2 separate regions of the Homo sapiens genome follow, and region 1 is linked to region 2. The links are chromatin contacts, found by Hi-C or POLR2A ChIA-PET in ENCODE. All regions are on one chromosome and are shown on one strand. The core of a region is the stretch at or near the end of the contact, and the rest is flanking DNA. Distances in the headings are between cores, read along the strand shown. Region 1 has its middle 33 kb from the start of EN2. Region 2 has its middle 44 kb from the start of CNPY1.

The links. A loop is a pair of places that touch in the nucleus more often than their neighbours do. ChIA-PET counts read pairs that join two places held with the same protein, here RNA polymerase II (POLR2A). Pooled maps may share reads with other maps.
Region 1: a loop to region 2 is called in a pooled map, with 2.2 times the contacts of the local background. The contact joins two enhancer-like sites. A Hi-C loop is called at or near these places in 1 of 37 single-sample maps with no recorded cell type and 2 of 50 pooled maps. POLR2A ChIA-PET finds 5 or more read pairs at or near these places in 2 of 52 experiments (BJ and naive thymus-derived CD4-positive, alpha-beta T cell).

The regions. Positions count from the first base shown.
Region 1 is chr7:155,489,881-155,492,855 of GRCh38, reverse strand. No RefSeq gene overlaps it. Among named protein-coding and RNA genes, the nearest start is that of EN2, 33 kb to the right of the region's middle. RefSeq lists a silencer at 1,368-1,437 and an enhancer at 2,237-2,970. Within about 2 kb of position 1,720, at least 11 of the 41 ENCODE cell types and tissues checked have a DNase peak (open chromatin) inside an H3K27ac peak, as active enhancers do.
Region 2 is chr7:155,588,918-155,591,869 of GRCh38, reverse strand. No RefSeq gene overlaps it. Among named protein-coding and RNA genes, the nearest start is that of CNPY1, 44 kb to the right of the region's middle. RefSeq lists an enhancer at 1,586-2,407. Within about 2 kb of position 1,394, at least 5 of the 41 ENCODE cell types and tissues checked have a DNase peak (open chromatin) inside an H3K27ac peak, as active enhancers do.

The DNA.
Region 1 (2,975 bases), core at 471-2,970, 99 kb after region 2:
TTGACTACATTTACTACTCAAATGATGAAGACTACTGGTGAATTTACAAGACTTTTAAAAGAGCATTTTAGAAAATAGGAAAAGGGTTATAATTTACAATTCAAACCCAAATCACATGCAGAATTGTTCAATTAGGGGAGGATTAGAGGATTCATTTTTATCAGGGAAAATCTTGAAAATCCAATGTCCAGTGCTCATTTTTGGTCACATGATAAAATTAGTGACAAGACTGTTTGAAGAAATCCTTCAGACCAACATCCACACTTAAAAGAAATGGACATGTATACATTAAGTTAGTTGTAAGCTCCACTTATTGTATTTTGATGGCAAAGGGGACCATGACCGTTGGATCCTCAGGTGCCAAAATAGTTCACAAAATAAAGTGCTCTGAAGGAAGTGGTCTTCCCAAATACAGATTGATTTCATAGACTTCTAGAAATGTATACCAAATAGAATGGAACAGTCTGTGGTTATTTCCTCATTTAACTAATAATCTGAATGAAAGGATGGGCAACGTGACTCTTCACTCTGTCATAAGTCAAAAGTATAATTTCCCATACAGATTTCTTTTCCATGACTACCAAGCTTATTGCATGATACCACAGAGTCATCTTTCCATAATAAAGACGTCCTAACCCATTTACAGGGAACCTTCCCAGGAGGAAGCAAACTCTTCCTCTCTGCCATTTCCGGACTGGTTTCCTCTCTCCGTCCCCTGACTTTTATCTCAGCTGTGTTTCTTTTTGCCTACCCCTTGTCCCCGGAGTCTCAGCCATGGATAACCCTGCTGCGCGGAGGCGGTTGAGAGAGGCCGCTGTGAGCTTGAGTGTGGACATTTGTCACGTACAGAGATGGCACCCAGAATGCCTGGGGTGGTCCCCGCGCCTTCAGCCCCCCACTTCACCAGGTCCCTCTCCTCTCTGCCCCGAGCCTCCTCCTCCTTCCTGCTTCCTGCTCTGCTTGTCTCTTCCCTCTTGGATTAACCCTTCCCCCCTCTCAGCATTTTCCTTTCTCCTTCCATGTTTTTTTTTAATCCCAGTATTCAAGTACATCTGGGTATTTCCAAAGCAAGCCGGGTGGGGCCAGGGAAGGAGCTGCCCACGGAGACCTAGTGTGGTGAGGACACTGCTTCAGGCCGAAGGGATGGCCCTGGGCTGTGTGCTGGACCCCTTGGCTTCAGTTTCTGTAGAAACCCGGTAAAATCTAGGGTTCGTGGGGCGGTTTCTGAGTTCCTTTGATTACTCCACGATTCCATGAACTCCCAGCGCCCACTCCGACGTGCTGGGGCGGTGGCCATCTCTCGCCCTCCCCTCTCCAGCCTGGGTCTTGTTTCTCCGCCTCAGCCCCGGAGGTCTGTCTGTCCACCTGTTTCCCACCCCGTCTCTCCCTCCCTGTCGGGTTCCTGCACCCTGGTCCCGGGAGCCCCTCTGCCGCCCCGCCCTGGCCCTCCTGCGGTCGCGACACCCGCTGCGGCCGCACCCTTCCTGCGCCTGGTCGCCTGGTAGCTGCGTCTATGTCGCTGATGCTCTTCGCTCTAATGGCCTTTGTTGGATCGTCTCCTTCTTTTCCCCTTTTGTTTCTGTGGGGTTCTCTAGACTGTTTGCTCATTTCAAAAAAAAAAAAAAATCCATCTTCCGCGTTACCCCATTCTCTCCTGCCCTAGCGAGTCCTACAAGCGTGTTTCCTGTAGGCCGAGCCGGATGCCTGAGGCCAACCATGGCAACAGCCAGGGCGCGGGGGGTGGAGCCCGGAGCCGGCCAGGGCAGCTCATCCAAGCCTCGGCTTCCCCTTCTCACGGAGGGAGGGCCGGACGGAGCAGCCCAGGACTCCCAGGGGATGAAAGAACATTCCAGAAACCCAGCCCCTGTGGCAGGCCTTTAGGCAGCCCCGGCTTGCTGGGTGCTGCAGGGGGGCAGAGGGGAGTTTCCGGTTCCTGGAGAAATCGCTCCTTGCTCCTTAGTGACACTTGCTGCTAATATTAATTGTAAGTGTGTGAAGACAGCACCAGCAGAGAAACCAAACAACCTCCTGTAGCAGTCCTGGTGTAGAGGAAGAATTTCAGCCTCGCCCGAGGCCCGGTCTATTCCTGTGAGGACTTCTTCCCTGGTTCTTTTCCTTCTGAAGCCGTAGCCTTCTCGGATTTGCCTGCAAGGGCTACCCTGGAACAGTTGAGGAGCCTCATTGTCCCCCATCCCTGCGGGCACGGGGGCAGGACACTCCCTAGCCCAGGCTCCTGATTAGAAATGTAAAAGAGTTTCTCCTGCGGGAGCAGATGCCCCGCCACTTCCTGAGAGGTCCCTCCTTTTCTCTTAAAGACGCAGGGCACACAGAAGACGCAGCCATGCGTGCAGCTGGGCGGGCCATTCAGCGCCCTGCCCTTCCTGGGCTCTGCAGTGGCCGGGGCGGCCGCGTTCAGCCTCTGCTTCTGGTAGCTTCTGAAGCATGAAGGCCTGGGCAGCGGTGCTCAGGACAGTCCTCCCTGGGCGGGGCGAGGCCGGGAGCTGGGCCCCTGTCCCCCCGGTTCTGCGTCCCCGGTTCCCTCCTGTGATGGGAGGCTGTGACTGAGGGAGCCTCCCCTCGGCGGTGTGAAAGTGACCACGCTCTGCTGTCCTTCCAGGGAAGCTTGATGGTCCCAGCCGGTGCCGCTCCCTGGTGTATGGGATGGGGTGCCTGGATGCTGCCTCTCTCCCACTGCCTGGCAAGGTGGACACAGCCTGGGCCCAAAGAGAACAGACACAGAGCCGCCCGAGGGGCCAGCCTGCCCCACCGGCACTGGGCACAGATCTGTTCCACAGCTCTGGCTTCCATGGCTCTGCGTGTGTCTGTGGTTGCCCTCATGCCCAGTGCAGGTCCTCACCCTTCTGTCCCAGCCTCAAAGTGGCGGCCTCCCTCCCACCTGCCCTTCCACCTGCTGCCAGAGAAGTCTCTAGAAGCAGGCCTGCGATCACATCTCCCTGCACACCACCACTGACTCT
Region 2 (2,952 bases), core at 145-2,644:
GGCCCAGTCGCTAGCAAACAGCAGCCACGACTTACTTGTCGGAACTACCCATATTTTCCTTCTGGGCAGTGTGGCTATGGAGAGAGCTTGGGGAAGGACCCAGAGGCCTGACATCTAATCCCGGCTTCACTGCTGTGGGAACAACTCAAGACCAGGCTAGGGACAGTGAGCACTGGGCTCATTGGAGAGGTACGGGAAGTGAGACCACTGTCTCTAGCAGCCACTCAGGAAGCCAGACCATAACCCCTCTAACCATCGGCCCCAAATGGCCCGGGCTTGGTTCATAACTGCCACTTCCCTAATTGTTGCCCCCGCTTACAACTCAGGAGCTTCTCCAGCAAGGGGGCCGCTCCCTCACCTATGTTTGGCAGAGACCCCAATGTGGGCAGGGGATGGGTGGGCCTCACCGTGAGAAAAGAAGGCTCCCACCTGAGCACCAGGCCAGTTCCCTGGCTGGAGGCTGCCGTCGTGGGAACCTGGAGGTGGCTCAGAAGCAGCATGTCCCAGTGATACAGAAGGGCTGGGCTCCTGGCTAACCCCCACCCTTAAGCCTGGAAGCGCAGCCCTAAGTGAAAACAGCTGACTCATTTTTCCACCTGAACGTTGCCTTTTTGGCCTGCCCCGCCCCATCCTCTGCCCATAAAAGACTTCAGCTGGCAGAGCAACACAAGCAGCTGAGCATTGAGGATACAAGCAGTTGAGCATCAGAGCTGTGGCTAGACGTGGCTAACTTCAGATGGTGTGGCTTCAGAGAGGGCCGGGCTTCTGGGAGAGATCACCTTCCCATCCCCTTTCCAGCCTCCCTTTCTGCTGAGAGCCACACATCACTTAGTAAAGTCTTCCGCATTCATCACCTTTCGAACAGCTCGCGTGACCTGATTCTTCCTGGGCACTGGACAAGAACCCGGGTGCCGAGAGGGCAGGGGCTGCCACCCTGACCCTCCACTGAGCTGGTTGGTACTTGGCTGTTCCTGGACAGCAGAGCTGAAAGAGCATTGGTTGTAACATGCTTGGACGCTTCTGCGGGGCCCTCACGGAGCCCGCTCCCGCCAGAGGCGAGCCACGGGCAGCTTCCAGCCACTCCAGTTGCTGTCCTCAAAGGGGTCAAGGGATCGTGTCCTGTCTCACCAGGAGATTGGCTGGGGCCACATTTGGCTTTCTCTGGTTGGTCCTGAGTTGCAAGTGGGGACAACAATTAGGGAAGCGGCAGTTATGAAGCAAGCCCGGGCCATTTGGGGCCAATAGTTGCAGGGGTTATGGTCTGGCTTCCTGAGTGGCTGCTTGAGACAGCGGCCTCACTTCCCGTACCTCTCCAATGAGCCCAGGAGCCGGCCTGTAAATAGCGGGGCTGGTTGCTGTGGAGACAGTGGCCTCACTTCTCACAAGCCTGGCTTGTAGATAGCAGGCTGGCTCCTGGGCTGGTTGCTGTGGAGACAGTGGCCTCACTTCCTGTGCTCCTGGCTTATAGACAGTGGGCCAGCTCCTGGGCTGGTGGCTACAGCTTGTATCTCCAGGCTCTGTGTCCACAACTGGTCTGGGCTGGTGGCTACAGCTTGTATCTCCAGGCTCTGTGTCCACAACTGGTCTGGCTGTTGTCCATTTGCATATCCAGGCTCTCACCACTGCCGATGGCTTCTCTGGCCTCTTATGAGCCACATAACCGATGTAGCCCTCTGTTCTTTCATGTGTAAAAAGTCAAGGGTGCAATGTACATGATCTCTGAGATATCTGCCAGTTCTAAAATTCTATAAAATAATTAAGTTGCAAGAAATTACAACTTTATGTCCACTTAGGTCCCGGGTGGGCCCCTGCACAGAAGCAAATGTTTGCAGGCTCTCCTTGCTCTGTTCGGAGGCTCCTTCAGTTTATCGCAGACCGTTAGGGTCCTGGGAAGACAGCTTGGACAGACTCACCTCCCACAGAAGGATGCTGAGGTCCAGAGGAGGGAGGGGAGTTGCAGGTCCACCCTGTACCATACGACTCCCAGCCCAGGACGAGCGGGGCCAGCACTTCCCAGACTGGAAGCTGTATGCGAAGTCCCGGCCAGGCTCCTGTCTGTGTAGAACCGCCTATAGCGGGGCCTGTGAAGCTGCATTTCTCGGTGCCCAGTCGATGCTGGTGCTGCTGGTGTCCCACCAGGCTTTGAGGAGCCAGAGACTGGACGCTCTGGCAGGTCCTCACGCTGTGCCCCCATGGAGGCTGGTGCCAGGCAGCACGGGGCTCTGCAGCCGACGGGAGCAGACCCGTCTGCATGGAGGTAGACACTGTCAGTAAACAGACCCAGCTACCGAACTTGAAACCACTGGGGACTAATTAAGTGCCTGTGTGAAGATTATAAGCGCAGTGGGAGTTGGAAGGACGCGATCTGTGAGCTCATTGTCCCATGGGAAGCACTGCCTGGCTGTGCTTGTGCCTCTGGACACCTGACTTCATCACAGTCACTATGACCTCTCAGAAAGAAATACGAGTGACATGCCCCACGCCTGTGCTCACAGCACACACTGTGTCTCTGCATCACGAGGGCCGGCTCCAGGTGGAGTGGCTACTTTCCCATAGCCCTCCCGCTCCCACGCCCTCTGCATCCCTGTCCCCATCCTCAGGCACTGGGAGTGAGCCACACCTGCCTGCCTCTCTGTGGCACTGACACTGAGGCTTTTCAGCCCTCTGCTTATCCCCAGCCCCCTAAACTGCTTCCGCCACAATCCCCCTTACTTTGGGGCCTTCTGACCCAGTGGCTGGCCACTGGATCCTGAGGGGCCGATGAGGTTGATGTCCTGTGGTGAGCTGAGGCACGCTGCAGCTTGGCTCTGCTTCCATTCTGAGGTCCAGCACGGCCCCTGCAGCACTGGTGGCCAGTTGGATGCCACAGCCCCTGGGCTCTGCCCCATCTGCTCAGCATGTGGACCCAAAAGAGCTGCCCTCCTAAGTGAGGGAACACGTATAAAAACATGC